Linked DNA regions of Homo sapiens: region 2 is linked to region 1. The links are chromatin contacts, found by Hi-C or POLR2A ChIA-PET in ENCODE. All regions are on one chromosome and are shown on one strand. The core of a region is the stretch at or near the end of the contact, and the rest is flanking DNA. Distances in the headings are between cores, read along the strand shown. Region 1 has its middle 93 kb from the start of MIR4475. Region 2 has its middle 59 kb from the start of MIR4475.

What was found. A loop is a pair of places that touch in the nucleus more often than their neighbours do. ChIA-PET counts read pairs that join two places held with the same protein, here RNA polymerase II (POLR2A). Pooled maps may share reads with other maps.
Region 2: a loop to region 1 is called in a pooled map, with 5 times the contacts of the local background. The contact joins two enhancer-like sites. A Hi-C loop is called at or near these places in 3 of 168 maps with a recorded cell type or tissue (MCF 10A, mammary epithelial cell and transverse colon), 3 of 37 single-sample maps with no recorded cell type and 10 of 50 pooled maps. POLR2A ChIA-PET finds 5 or more read pairs at or near these places in 8 of 52 experiments (BJ, CD4-positive, alpha-beta T cell, Panc1 and 4 more).

The regions. Positions count from the first base shown.
Region 1 is chr9:36,726,655-36,734,582 of GRCh38, reverse strand. No RefSeq gene overlaps it. Among named protein-coding and RNA genes, the nearest start is that of MIR4475, 93 kb to the left of the region's middle. Within about 2 kb of position 2,847, at least 3 of the 41 ENCODE cell types and tissues checked have a DNase peak (open chromatin) inside an H3K27ac peak, as active enhancers do.
Region 2 is chr9:36,760,850-36,768,777 of GRCh38, reverse strand. No RefSeq gene overlaps it. Among named protein-coding and RNA genes, the nearest start is that of MIR4475, 59 kb to the left of the region's middle. RefSeq lists enhancers at 2,748-2,907, 3,428-3,946, 3,947-4,465. Within about 2 kb of position 2,742, at least 5 of the 41 ENCODE cell types and tissues checked have a DNase peak (open chromatin) inside an H3K27ac peak, as active enhancers do.

The DNA.
Region 1 (7,928 bases), core at 1,598-4,097:
ATCTAGTACTTATTGGCCCAAGCGACCTTGGGCAAGTCATTTACCCTCATCAAACCTCAGCCTCCTCAGCAATAAAGTGGGAGGGGGGCATCGTCCTCCATCCTAGTGCATCAGAGTCCTACAAATCTATCAGGGAAACACAAACCCACCGATGGGAGAATGGAGAAATATACACATACGTATGGCCTTAAACATAGAAAAAACTGTTCAAAATCCCCAATAATCTTAGAAATACAGATTAAACCTGTTAGAAACCATTTTTTGATAATCAAATTGACAAAGATTAAAAGGTAATAATAAGCCAGCATTGGTGAATGTGGGGAGATATTGGCACTCTCAAACCCTGAAAATATAAATCAGGACAACTTTTGTGCAGGGCAGATTTGGCCTTTAAAACGAGCTTGGCCTTTGACACTGCAACTCCAAACATAGGTACTTGTTTAGAGGATTTCCTGTAATGCCAGCACTTTGGTAGGCTGAGGCAGGAGGATTGCTTGAACCCAGGAGTTCAAGATCAACCTGGGCAACAAAGCGGGACCTCATCTTTGTCTCTACTAAAAATCCAAAAAAATCAATCGGGTGTGGTAGTGCACTCCTGTGATTCCAGCTACTCGGGAGCTGAGACGGGGGGATCATTTGCCCCCAGGAGGTGAGGCTGCAGTGGGCCATGATCATGTCACTGCACTCCAGCCTGGGTGACAAAGACCTTGTCTCAAATATATATATTTGAGACAGGGTCTCACTCTGTCACCCAGGCTGGAGTACAGTGGCTCGATCTCGGCTCACTGCAACCTCCACCTCCTGGGTTCAAGTGATTCTCATGCCTCAGCTTTCCGAGTAGCTGGGACTACAGGCGAGTGCCATGGCACCAAGCTAATTTTTTATTTTTTGCATTTTTAGTAGAGATGGGGTTTCATCATGTTGGCCAGGTTGGTCTTGAACTCCTAGCCTCAGCCTCCCAAAGAGCTATGATTACAGGCATCAGCCACCTTGCCCCGACAAAACCCTGTCTCAAATTTTATATATATATATATGGAATTTGTCTGGAGGAAATAATTAAAGATGTAAAAATTTCAGGAATTTTATTCCAGATTCTGCTTACAATAGTGAAAAAAAAAGGAAACAAACCAAATATCTGATCATTAGGGGCTGGTTAAAGTATGATACAACCATTTGATGGAATATTGTATATCCAGTTAAACACATAGGTTCACAAAACCATTAGTAACACAAAATTATTTGTTGTTAGGTTTTCTAAAAAGAAGGCTACAAAATAGTGTGCAGAGTAAAATCTGTGGAAAAAAATTAGTTGAAAGAAATACTCCAAAGTATTGACAATGGAGTAATGAGATTGATAACTGAGCAATGGGATTGTAAATGCCTTTTATCTTCTTTTTGCTTATATGCATCTTCTACATGCTCTGTGGTAGCCATTACATTTTTAATTTTAAAGCAATAAGTTATTTATGGCAATAATAACTATTCTTTCTCTGTCCCCAGGATGAGAGTGATGAACAAATCAGAGGAGCTGAAGAAACCGGACCACATAGTGGATCATAATGTCACTGCCCACCCACGGGCCCTGCCTCTGTTCTGTGTCCCATGTACTTATTTATGACTCCGCCGGGCCTGATCCTGCACTGTTTTCTCTTACAACTATGTACATGCCCATCTCTCTTGAAGAGGTCACTGAAAGTGGAGACCACCACGTCTTGTCATCATCACCCAGTCAGAGCTTGTCCCAGAATGGCTACCCAGTGAATGAATGTCTGTTGAATTACCCTGAATGGCCGTCCCCTAGAGCTAGACTGCTTTGGAGGCACCTCCCTGCCTGCCAGGTACCTTTGGAGGGGTCTGTTAACCTTGTCGGGGCCAGACCCACAACCCCTGTTCTCAGCACCGTTCCTCCTGGAAGACCACCCACAGCTTGCTGGTCCAGGAAAACCTGAACTACAATCAACCCCTCCTCTGTGGGCAGTGGGTGTACAAAGGCTTTCCTGAATATGTGTTCCCTGGAACTTCTTAACCCAGGGCTTAGGTCAAGGATTCTCAGCCCGCTCTACAGACAAGGAAACAGAGGCTCTGAGAACTGGAATAACCTGCCCACAGTAGAACCACTGAGAAGGGAAGGATCTACTCCTAGACCCGAGTCCAGTGCTCTGACCCCATGCTCACAGCATGCTGCTTAGCTCAGAGCAGCAGAAACCCAGATCCAAACAGATTCTGAAACCTGCAGGCAGTGCTGGCTTTGGTCTCCAGCACCACCATTCACTAGCTATTGTTAAAGCAAACTAAATATGGCCTGAGAAGAATTCCGTCCTTCTTTTTTTTTTTTTTTTTTTTTTTTTGACATGGAGTCTCACTCTATCACCCAGGCTGGAGGGCAGTGGCACAATCTCAGCTCACTGCAACCTCCGCCTCCCGGGTTCAAGCGATTCTCCTGCCTCAGCCTCCTGAGTAGCTGGGATTACAGGCACGCACCATCACGCCTGGCTAATTTTTTACATTTTTGGAAGCAACAGGATTTCACCATATTAGCCAGGCTGGTCTCGAACTCCTGACCTCAAGTGGTCTACCCACCTCAGCCTCCCAAAGTGCTGGGATTGCAGATGTGAGCCACCGCACCCAGCCAGAACTCCATACTTCTATATCTGAGTCCTTGTGGACAAACTGTAACCTAGCTTAACAGGCTGACAAGATTGAAAACCTAACTTAGGAGTATGTGCCTGTAACAACAGCTGAGTTTTGTCCAATCCCAGCGGCATACTTCAACCACTCATAGACCACTAAGTGTTTAAACTGTGTTCAAATAAGGCAAACGCCAAACTGTGAGCAATCAACTGTTTCTGTACCTCACTTTCGATTTCTGTACGTCACTTCCCTTTTGTTGTCTATAAATTTGTTCTGACCAGGAGGCATCCCTGGAGTCTCTCCAAATCTGCTGTGATTCTGGGAGCTGCACGATTCTCGAATCGTTCATTGCTCAATTAAATTCCTTTACATTTAATTCAGCTGAAGTTTTTCTTTTAACACTATGTAGCTTGGAAAGTCACTTTCCTTCCCAGAGCCTGTTTTCTCATCTGTAAAGTGGTCCTAATAACCTCTGTCTCAGAGGGTTCTTGAGAGGATTACATGGCATGGGGAAGCTCCTTGCACAAGATCTAACTCTGAGTATGCAATTTCTCTCCCTGGTCAGATGAACTTTTGACAAAGGGCTGCCTCCAGACATGGCTGCCAGGTTGGGCCTTGTTCTATTTCTCCATGGGAATGGCTCTGCCTTCCTGTGTCCTCAGCTCAGCAGGAGCTGCCCAGGAGGTTGGCCGGCAAACAATGCCACAGCCTCCTCCCTCCCCGCCTCCGCCCCTTACCCAAAAAAGGGTTCCAAATGCCTTCTATAGCTTCTTTCCTGGGCAGAGAGGGAGGGTGGGAGTAATGAGAATAAGAGAGGAGACTGACAGAGTTGGTCTCTGCCATGGGCTTCATCATGGATATATCACCTTCTACAGTGCACTGAATGATGGCCCCAGTATCAGGGTCTAATTCCCAGATTAGACTGTGCACTTACCTTATACAGCAAAATAGACTCTGCAGATGTGGATAAATTGAAAATGAGATAGATGATCCTCGATTATCTGGGGGCAGGGGATAAATACAGTCACAAGTGTCCTCATAAGACAGAGGTAGGGGGAGATGTAACACAGGCAGAGGAAATGGTAGTGTGGCCACAGAAGCAGAGATTGGAGAGATGTGGCCCCAAGCCAGGAACACAGGCAGTCGCCAGGTTCTGGAAGCCACGAGGAAAGGAATCTCCCTTAGAGCCTGTGGAGAGAGCATGGCTCCACCAGCACCTCCGTTTCCACCCGGTGAGACTGATTTGAGGCTTCTGGCCTCCAGAACTACAAGAGAATAAATTTCGGTTGTTTGAAGCCACCAGCTCTGTGGCCATTTGTTACAGCAGCCACAGGAAACTGATACACTCACCCTTCCTGAGTCCACATAAAAGCTCTGTGATCCCAAACTCATAAACCCCAAGGACTAAATAAACCTTCCTGTTAAATCATGAAGAAAGGGACTCACTCTGGGATTACCCACAGTTATTTGACATCATATGTCACCTTCTGAATGCCAGAGGGGCCAGTACAGGATCCAGCACAACCTTGGTGTTCTTGGAGAAGGGTCAGGAAATCCCAAAAGTACTTCACCAGCCCCAGAACCCTGTGCCTGGCACAGCTTAGCTGTGCTCATTTATATGCGGGGCAATATGTTTACTTTTGTTTGAGAAAAAAAAAGGGTCCAGATTCTTTAAAAAAGGACAAAAAAAGGTTTTGTCATGGTCCCAAAGAATGCAGTTTTCGGAAATGAAACAGCAGCAGAATGAATTGCAAAGGCTACTGGGCTAGTCTAATGTCTTCCTATATAGGCCAAGAAACCAATGCCCAGAGAGGGGAAGGAAGGGACTTACCCAAGGACACACAGCCAGTCAGCCAAGATGAAGCTGTAACTTGAAACTTCCAGCTCCTCCCACCCTGACACACACACACACACACACACACACTCACTCACTTGGATTCCGAGTACTCCTCAGTTTGCTAACTTTCATCCTCAAGAAGTTTGTTGCATTAGTTTCCAAGGGCTGCTGCAACAAATTACCACAAACTGGGTGGCTTAGAACAACATCAATGTATTGTCCCGTATCTCTGGAGGCCCAAAGTCCAAAATTAAGGTGTCAGCTAGCCATGGTCTCTCCAGGGGAGAAATCCTTCCTTGCCTCTTCTAATTGCTGGTGGTTCCTGGCAATCCCCGCCATTCTGGGACTTATGAGTGCCTTCACATGGCCTTCCCCTCTGCATGTCTCTCTGGGTCTCTGTCTCCTCGTCTTATAAGGACACCCATCATTGGATTAGGGCCCACTAGCATGACCTCATCTTTACTTGATTACATCTGCAAAGACCCTGTATTGCATTCACAGGTTCTGGGTGGACAAGTGTTAGGGAGGGATGCTATTCAACCCAGTATACATCTATTTATGCTCTTTATCTAGACAGATGAGGATCAGGGGTTTGAAAGCCCAGCAATAGCCTAATAATTAAACATCTGAAGGCTTTTCTCTGTGCCCCTCTCTGTCCTCTGTATGGTAGTAACCTATGGCCAGTTCTTTGGCCCTATCTAGCCTGTGCATTTTTTGCAGGCAAACACTGTGTCTCCAGCCCCCTAACATAGCCCAGACACAAAGGAGGAACTTGGAAGCATTTGCTGAACAAATGAATGAAATGAGACATTTGGAAGCACAGCCCAAAGAATGTAATTTCCAGAAGTGAAACAGCAGCTAAATGAATTGTAGCAATGTTGGCGCTCACTTCTCATACTCTTGTAGCCTCCTGCTTTCACAGTGGGCAACTGACTTGCTGGGAGTCCAGCAAATTTCCGGGGAATCTCCCTGTGGGAGTCAGGAACAAAGCTGGCATTTGGCAACTGGCCAGCAGGGGGCAGGATGGTCTCAGGGACAGAGCCCCAGAGGCTGGAGCTTGGCTCCACTTACCCAGCAAGCAAACCCTCCCAGAATCAGAGCGTTTCTGATTGCAAGGACTCTGCAACCTACTCTGACTCCTCTTTGTTCTTCTTTTATTTTCCCTTTTTTTTCTCATTAGGTCAGTACCAATGAGTCTTCTTTGAACAGATAAAGAAAGTGAGGCCCAGACAGGGGAAGGGACTCTCCCAAGCTCAGAGAGAGTTGGGATCCATAACTCCAGACCCCATTCCCTGGGCCAATTCTAGTACTGCCTGCAGGCTTCGGTCTCCCTGGGACCAACTCTAAACAAACAAAAAATAAAAGAGCTTATCAATGAAACTTGGGTCTTTTTAAAGGGGCTGCCCCCTGACTCAACTAAATATACACAATGTATATGCTCCGACCTGAGGATGCCACTTCCAGAAATGTAGCTTACATGCACACAAGGATGTTCATTGTGGCGGTGTTGATAGTAGAGAAAAACTGGAAGCAACATAAAAATTGGAAACAACCACTACAGGACTGCTTTAATAAATGATGACACAGCCAGGCCCAGTGGCTCATGCCTGCAATCTCAACACTTTGGGAGGCCAAGGCAGGTGGATCACTTGAGGTTAGGAGTTCAAGACTAGCCTGGCCAACCTGGTGAAACCTCATCTCTACTAAAAATACAAAAATTAGCCGGGCGTGGTGGCGGCGACCTGTAATCCCAGCTACTCAGGAGTCTAAGGCTGGAGAATCGCTTGAACCCAGGAGGCAGAGGTTGCAGTGAGCCAAGGTCACACCATTGCACTTCAGCCAGGGCAACAGAGTGAGACTCTGTCTCAATAAATAAATAAATAATGACATATCTGTTTTGTGGAATACTGTATAATCATTAAAAATAAATTTTTAGAAGAATATGTATAAAGAAAAAAATTATGCTAGAAAACTGAGGAAATAATACATATTGTACATTCCTAATATTTTAAAATTCCTTGTGCATATAAAATATAATTTGTGGTTCCAGAGGTACTCACTATTTAGTACTAATTTTCTATATATGTATTTTTTAAAATTAGACCTTACAATATTAAAATAAATATATTAATTTTAAATTAAATATATACATAGTTTTATATACACACACACGCACACACATGCACATGCACGCACACACGCACACACACACGCTTAGACCTTAGACCTGGGTAAGTGTGGTCCATGCCTTAGATCCCACAATTCAAAGTGTTCGGCATTTCATAAACACACATAGGCAAATAGTTATTATGAAGACAGTCACTTCTGTTACTTGCGACCTGGTGTTCAGTGCTGCATAGCGTAACCCTAAACATTAACTTGGGACTAACATCATCAAGACCCAGGAGATGTGTCTCCAGGTCTTGTCCTCTGTCTTTGAGACAAAAGGGACTGAATCCCAATGCCACAACACCACGTGGGCTGTGCTGTGGCTGACATCAGAGATGGACGACGCTTCAGAGTACAGGGAAAATTTGAGCAGTGGACGTGCTTAAGCATGTAAGAGAATAGACAAATTAATTTGTCAAACACTTCCTCTCAGGTAGCGTGGAATGCAACATTTTCTTACATAACAAAGTATAGTCTCCCAGCAGTGCCAAGTGTCCATTTCCTTGCTTTTCTTCATGTTCTAATTCATGGTTCCAGAGGAACCTAACAGCTGAAGACTATTCTGCAATAGCAAACGATTCATTGCACTCTTAAATTTCCCTGCGTGTAGGTCCAGACATAATATGTATGAAGTATATCAGTTCTTTACATTGACAACTATAGACCCTGGATCCTGGCCATTCAAATAGCATAGAGTTTTGCTATTTTTAATACCTAATGGAATGTAATCAAACGTTTTTAAAAAATTTTAATGTCTGCTTTACAGAAATAATTTTCATCTAAATTTTTAAGATTTACTCATTGTAATTTGAGTTTTGCCTTTTGGTCTTGACAGATAATTTTGAATGTTTCAGAAGAAAATCTTTCTTAGAAAAAATGATTTAAATATTAAATATTTAAACATATGGTATGTGGAACTCCAATTGTACCCTTGCCCTGGGCCCTTCAAATGTAAGATCTAGGCCTGTGTTTAGAACACAGATTCTAATAGAAAATACACCAGAATGTCAAAGGAAGTTGACTCTAGATTATTGGATTGCTGTGATTTTTATTTTATTCTTTTGGATTTTTGTCTATGTTTCTAGATTTTCTAGTATTTATCTAGTCATAAAAAAATGATAAATATATATTTTCAAGTGTCGCATCAGCCCCCAGCCTCCTCCCGACGTGAAATGACTTTCTACCCTCAACCAGGGTCCTGGGACAGGTATCTAATTCTGCCCTCATCCCCATGACCACTCCAGACTTTCAGCAGGAGGGACCCCAGGGGTAGCTCCTCCCTTGGCCCACA
Region 2 (7,928 bases), core at 1,493-3,992, 34 kb before region 1:
TGACAATATAATTAAGGTTTTTAATTCTATGCCTGAACAGTTAAGTCCAGAACTCATGATAATTAGCGGGCTGTAATGAAAGATCTTTAATCGTTATTTTCCCTTTGTTTCCTATAATTGTTCATTTTGGCCAACTACATTTGTCCTTTCATTTGAATCTGGCTGCACAGTTCTATGTCACTTTCATTATTCCTGTAAACTCTAAAGAAAATATGTTGTGGAGCTGGTCATTTACAAAGTCGGTGGCGAGATGGCCTAGGGAGCTCAACCATGCACATCTGCTGATGGGGGCCGTGGCTACTTTCTGGAGGAGAGGAAAACTGGGCTTCAGAAATCCACAGGACTGGGGATGTGTCTACAGAAAAGCAAGACTCACAGGAGAATGAGAAAGCAACAAGCCCTTCACAGCTAAATGGGCCACACAAGTTGGTTTGCAAACTGGTTCTTAGAGAGATGATTGTTACTACACAAGTTCTCGATTCTCAAATGTATGCATTGTTTTTTCACATGTTGGTGTTCCTGTTAGAATGTATCTTATAATTGGTGTGTATATTTAATGTCATGTCTATCTTTTGTATGTCCTGCAAAGTTGTCGATGAATTGACAGTGTTTCCTACAGTTGATGGCACGTTAGAATTGATAAATCATGATGAAGGTACCATCCAAACAACAAGTAACTTATTGAGGACCTGCTACATCCCTGCTCTCATGGTCTGTACAGCCTGGAGGACCATCAACTCAGCCTCCTCTCCAATCACTGCTGGGTGGCCAGACAGGACATTTTTCACTTGCTATGAACTGCTTGAACCCTGATTCAACTATGGATTCAGAGAGTCAGATTTCTTACAGGCAAGTGCCTCTCAGGAACCAGAAAATGGAAGCAAGAAGGCTGGAGGCTTCTAGCAAGGAAATGGCAGAACCCAGCCCAGGACTGGAGAATGGTTCAGCTGGGAAAATTGGGATTGTGATAGAAAAAGGAAAACCACTCTGGGACAGGTTATAGGGAATGCACTGGGATATGCGGGACACCTGGGCAGACCTATGTGGCTTGTGAGACATCCCATGCATTCCCCCCTCCCTCCACTCCTTCTCTCAGTCCTGAAAGTCGTTTGCCCAAGGCCACACACAAGCTCATATATTTCTGGAGAGGATTAGGGATAATCTGTGCCTCTTCTGATGTACTGCCCTTCAACTCAAGGTTCTGGGTGTTGCCTCATCTCAAATTGCCTCTAATTGCCATAAAGAGGAAAATTCAGCCACCTCAACAGAAATCTTCTTGCTCTTCCCCAAGTTGTTCTACACACAAAGTCAGAGTAATTATTTGAAAATCACATGGTGCTTCCCTGTAAAAATATTCAGTGGCTTCCCAGTATCCCGAGAAAAAAACCATCTAAACTCCTATTATAAAAACATTCGAAGGAGTTCTGCACGGCCTGCTCTCCTCTGCTCTTACCTCGGACCTCCCCGTCTAGCCTGGCTGCTTCGCCCTACATGCAGCACACTCATCTCAGCTTTGGGGACTTCTCTCATGTTGTTCCCTCAGCGTGGAGACTTCTCCAACTGCCAATAGTGCCCTGCTCTCTAGTTCAGCTCAAATGTCACTTTCCCAGTATTGCTACCTGAATTATGCCCCATTATTTTGTTTCTTGACACACTTATTCAATGTGTAATTATAGAAGAGACTGCGGGTTTGTTTACTGTGTTTCCACCCATAGATGGTGAGGCCCATGAGGAGAGGGTCTGAAGGTGTTTCCTCAGAGCCCAGACCATTCACATAGATCACCGTGTATCTTCAAGTCTGCATTCTGAAAGCTCCCGTGTCACTAAAAGTATGACAAAATAAATGCATTATGGGAAAGAAACAGAAAGGAAGAGAAGGGAAGAGAAGAGAAGGAAAAAAGGAAGGAAGGAAGGAGGGAGGGAGGGAGGGAAGGAAGGAAGGAAGGAAGGAAGGAAGGAAGGAAGGGAGGGAGGGAGGGAGGGAGGGAAAGAAAAAGCAAAAAAGAGCGTAGACCAGCGCCTGGTACAGGAAGCACTGAATCCATTTTGTTAAACCAGAGCTAACCCTTGAAGGCCTCTTTCTAGATGAAAAGGAACCTGCCAGGCGCGGTGGCTCATGCCAGCACTTTGGGAGACCCAGACGGGTGGATCACCTGAGGTCAGGAGTTCGAGACCAGCCTGGCCAACATGGTGAAACCCGTCTCTACTAAAAATGCAAAAATTAGCTGGGCGTGGTGGCGGGCGCCTGTAATCCCAGCTACTCGGGAGGCTGAGGCAGGAGAGTCGCTTGAACCCGGGAGGTGGAGGTTGCAGTGAGCCGAGATCACGCCACTGCACTCCAGCCTGGGAGTCAACACTGAAACTCCGTCTCGAAAAAAAGAGGAACCTGAGGCAATGGAGACCCCCTGAAGGATGAGGTCTGGGGTTGTCACACAGGAAAGCAGCGGATGAAGGCGCAGCCCAGAGCCCTTCGGGGGCCTCTCAGGCCACCAAGCAGCCCGGGAGTCCCGACAGTTCGCCTCTGGGGCCTCAGTGTTAGGGACGGGGAGAGGCGGGGCTTCCTCCGCGGGGGCGGTGCCTCGGCCCAGTTCCAGGGGCGGGCTCTTCCTCAGGGAGCTTCCTCATTGGCTACCCACTCGCCCAATGAAGTTCCACCTCTCGGAGGTAGACGCTCTACCCAAGTGGGCCCCTCTCTATGGTCCCACTTCCTCCCGCCCAGAGTCTCCGGGGAACCACAACACGTTACCCATGGGCACCTGTGAAGCTGAGGCAACCTTCTGGACCCCAGCGCACGCTCTCGGCCAGCTGTCTTCCTGCTCGAGCCCCTTATGCACAGGAAGTCTCACTCCTCGCCGAAGAGCAGGTTCATCTATTAATTCAGTCAACCAACACGCAACACCTGCTGTGTGCCAGGCTTTGTGCAGGCGCTGGGGGCATAGGAGGTGATCCGGTTTCTTTCTGTGCATTCTCTCTTACTCTCTTAGAACCATCTCAGACACAGCCTGGGCTTAGTGACCTCCACGTGTGGGACATTCTTGTTTGCTCAGACGTCCCTCCTGGAGATCTCCAGTCCTCCTGGATGCTTGTCCCACAGTCCCCCTCCAGCACGACATGAGTCATTCGTTTATTTACTCAAAAAATATTTAGCGATCACCTACTAGAAGCCGACACTGTTGTAGGTTCTGGGGATGGCGCTGTGAACACGGCAGATGGAATTCGTACTCTCTTATATGCTGATTGAGCAAAGACAAGAAACAAATAATAGATGAATGTGATTGTTTGCCATGCAGTGATCACTGCTGTGAGGAATGAAAGCTGGGCCCCACGGAGGAGACGATGTTTCCGCAGATGGCTCTGGTCGAAGAAACATCAGTTCTCCCCACACCTGTTCCTCCTCTTTCTGTCAGTGGCGTCTCCAGTCTCTCCTGACCAGAAAACCTGGAGTCCCCAGCTCTTCCCCTGTGGACTCCATCCCATGTCCCTCTCGCACCGGCCCACTCCCTGCACGCCTTCCCGTCCTCCCCACCTCGTCTCTTCCCTCCCTTCCTCTTGTCTCATTCCTGTCCCCTTCTAACTCATCTTCGCCCGCCGCTGCCAGGGTCGCCTCCCATCCATAGCTGCTTAAAGACCTGCGGTGGTGACCAGGTGCTCTCGACAGAAATTGCATAATTCCAGCTTGATAATCAGTGTCCTCCACAATCTTGTCCTAGCTAGCCCCCCAATCTTATCCTTCATGACAATGTTTTGCACCCCCAGCATGGGGACTTGGCGGTATGTTCACAGCGTTTACCTCCTCTGACCCCCTGCTCGCCGCTAGTTTCCTCCTCCTGAAGGCCCTCCTCCACCCTTGGTGGCTAAGTGCCGGCGCCACCTGCCACCTGCGCCACCTGCCACCTGCCACCTCCTCCTCCGAAATTCCTTCCCTCACACGCGCACACACACATCACACACACCACAGCACACACACACCACACACACACACCACTCACACACACCACTCACACCACACACACACCACAGCACACACACATCACACACACCACAGCACACACCACTCACAGCATACACACCACAGCACACACACCACTCACACACATCACACACACCACAGCACACACCACTCACACCACACACACCACAGCACACACCACAGCACACACACACACCACTCACACGCACCACTCACACACCATTCACGCACCACGCACACACCACAGCACACAGACACATCACACATACCACTCACACACACCACACACACCACAGCACACATACATTACACACGCCACTCACACACCACAGCACACACCACTCACACACCACACACAGCACACACACATCACATACACCACATACACCACACAAACACACCACACACAAACCACTCACACCACAACACACACATACCACACACACCACAGCACACACACACCACACACACACCACACACACCACAACCACTCACCACACACACCACTCACACACCACAGCACACACACAACTCACACACACCACAGCACACATGCACTACATGCACCACTCACACGCACAAAACAGACACACCCCACTCACACACACCACCTACACTACAGCACACACCATTCACACACACCACAGACACCATTCACACACACACAACTCACGCACATCACACAGACCACATACACAACCACACACATCACACACACACACACCACATACACCACAACACACACACCACATAAACACACTACACACCACACACACACACATCACTCACACATGCCACTCACACCATACACCACTCACAATACACATACCACATACACCACACCACACACAAACATCACACGCAAAGACAACACACACATTACTCACCACACATACACCACATCATACATGCACACGCACCACACATACACATGCACCACACATATGCCACGTCACACACATCATACACAAATACACCCCCCACACCCCACACAAACACCCCACACAACTGTACACACCACACAGCTGTCGTCGTGGTCCTCCTTCCTCCAAGGCCCTCAGCGCCTTACCTGCCCCTCTCTTGACCCAGCAGTTGCTGAGCTGCTTCAGGACAACAGCATTTCCCAGCACATGTGGCCCCCTGAGGCAGTGCCACAGAAGGGAGTGACTGAGTGCGTGTTCACCCTGTGACCTTAGACTATTTAAGCCCTCTCTGCCTCCGTTTCCCTATGTGTAAAATGAGGACCAACTAGGTGGATATACATCAGTACTTAAAACAATGATTGACAGTCCTACTGACTGTGATGGTGACCGTAACTAGTCCTGGGTAGAGGAGTCAGAACGACGGTGCGGAAGCAGATGCCAGCTCAGATCTCAGGGAGGGCCTCGGGGTCGATCCACCCCAGGTCAGCCTAAGTCAGTCTCTCCCAGGTCTCCCCTCCTGCCTGACAGGCTGGTAGGACCCGGGAGGATACCCAGCTGGATGCTCTCCTCCCCCCAAAAAAGCTGGGGAGATGCCTATCCTTACATATTACCCACACTCCACGCACACACACACACACCTGCTTCCATCCTGTGACTGAGCCCTGTTCCTCCACTCCCAGCAGCCGCCACCAGGGAAGGTGAGTCCTCAAGGTCACCCGACAGGCGCTGGGCTGCTGGGAACCAGGCATTGTCTTCGGTTGCTGGGGTCCCGAGGGAGCTCCCCAGGCGCCTGGAGAGCTTATGGCCACCCTGACGGGCCATGTGGGGCGAGAGTCAGGCTCTCTCCCTCCCAGGATGGATGGGGTCCATTTGCCAGCACACTGAGAAGTCAGGAGCTCACAGTCACCTTGAGCAAGGCTCTCCTCACCTGAGCAGCGCATCCCTCACTGGAGATGGCAGAAGTGCTCACGTCGCTGCCTGCCCCTGTCTGCATGACACCAGCCTGCCACAAAGAGACTTCAAGGTCCTCTGTAATCCCCACAGAGGAACCCAGGCCTCCCTCCCAGCTCCAGAGGAAACTTTGGGGAGTCCCATTGCCTCCCTATGCCCCCACTTCCCCCCATGTGAAATGGTAGTACACCCCAGCCTGGCTCCCTCCTGCACAGTGTTGCAGGAGACGGGCTAGGGAGAGGGATGGGTGGGGAATGGAGACTACTCTCTCTATGCTCATCTCCCAGGAGGTAGGTGTCAGACCCCCTGAACCTCACCCCCATCTCAGGTGGTCCTACTCCAGGGGACAGAGAGGGAGGGGTTTCAACCCCACAGTTCCCCCAATCCCAGCTTCAAGCTGTTTACCTGCAGCTACTCAGCCAGGTAAACAACAATCCTTTGCAATTTCTTTTTTTTTTTTTTCTTTTTTGAGACAGAGTTTCACTCTTGTTGCCCAGGTTGGAGTACAGTTGCTTGAGCTCAGCTCACTGCCACCTCCGTCTCCCAGGTTCAAGCGACTCTCCTGCCTCAGCCTCCCGAGTAGCTGGGATTACGGGCACCTGCCATCATGCCTGGCTAATTTTTGTATTTTTAGTAGAGACGGAGTTTCACCATGTTGGCCAGGCTGGTCTTGAACTCCTGACCTCAGGTGATCCACCTCAGCCTCCCAAAGTGCTGGGATTACAGGCGTGAGCCACCGCACCCAGCAATCTTTTGCAGTTTCTTCAATGCGTTGATCCCAATGGGAAGACAAGATGATGACAAAGGTCCCAGGAGTGACGTGTAACTGAGCACCTCTGTGTGCCACATGCTTTCCAGGTAAAGCTTGCTAGAATCTCACAGCTGCTGTAGGAGCAGCATCACTATTGCCCCACTTCACAGATAAGAAAACAGAGGCCCAGAGAGGTGACATTATTTCTCCAAGGGCACACAGCTTCTGAATGGTGGGACTGAGATTGAAACCCAGGAGGCTCTGGTTTTGGTGATGATCTCCACTCCCTTGGGCTTGTCCCCTGCCTTCAGGACACTCATTCCAGAAGTCACCTTGGACAGATTCAGGTAAAAGTACCAAGAACCCCAAGCGAAGAGCTGCTCCTCTCATCATAGTCCTAAAGGCAGAAATCGGTTGGGGGTCTCAAATGCGTCGCTTCAGCCCCCTCTCCGGAGCTCGCTCACAACACACAGAATAAACCTAAAACTGGCCTTGGTGTGGGGATGTGGGGGCACAAACACGTATAGAAGTCAAGGCAGGCCCCAGGCTATCCCCTACACTCCCTCACCAAGCAGAGCCACTGCCCTCATTCCCACTGCCACCCGCCCTCTCCTCCCTGGCCTCGCGACCTCCAGTCTGTCTCACTAGACCTGACTTCCTAAAACGGCACTGGGTCATGGCACTGCTCAGCGGCTCCAGAGAAAGTCCAGAATCCTTACCTTGGCACTCAAGGCCCTTAAAATCTCCTGCACGCCCTCTGCCACGCCTCTGGATCCCACTCACCCCATCTCTTTCCTGACGCCAAGGCTTTTGCTGATGCTGTTCCTTCTACCTGGCATGCCTGTCCCCTCTCCGCTGTCACCTTACCGGGATGCCCTGACCTAAGCTGGTGCTATGCAGGCATCCATGGTGCTCTTAGCCCTGCACTTACCACATGACTTGGCTGTTATCTGCCCTGCCACACTTCACTTGCCCCTGCAGATGCAGAGGCTGTGGTTCATCCACCCCCGTGTTCCCAGTGCAGGACAGGGACTGGCCCAGATCAGGAAATGCGTGTGCTTGGAATAAGTGAAGGAAGACAGCCAGGCCAGAGGCAGAAGGACCCCACCCTGCCCGACCTTCAACAACATCTCGTGAACCCCTTCCTGTGCTAGACCCTAGAATCGATCCTGAGGCACTGACTCAAGTAAGAGTTCCATCCCATCTCAAGGCTCCTCACAGGCTTCCAAGGAGCCCATGGGTTACAGTGGTTAAAAGCACAGGTTCAAATCCTGTCTCTGCTATTTATGAGCTGTGTGATCTTACACGAGTTTCCTACCCTCTCTGTGCTTGT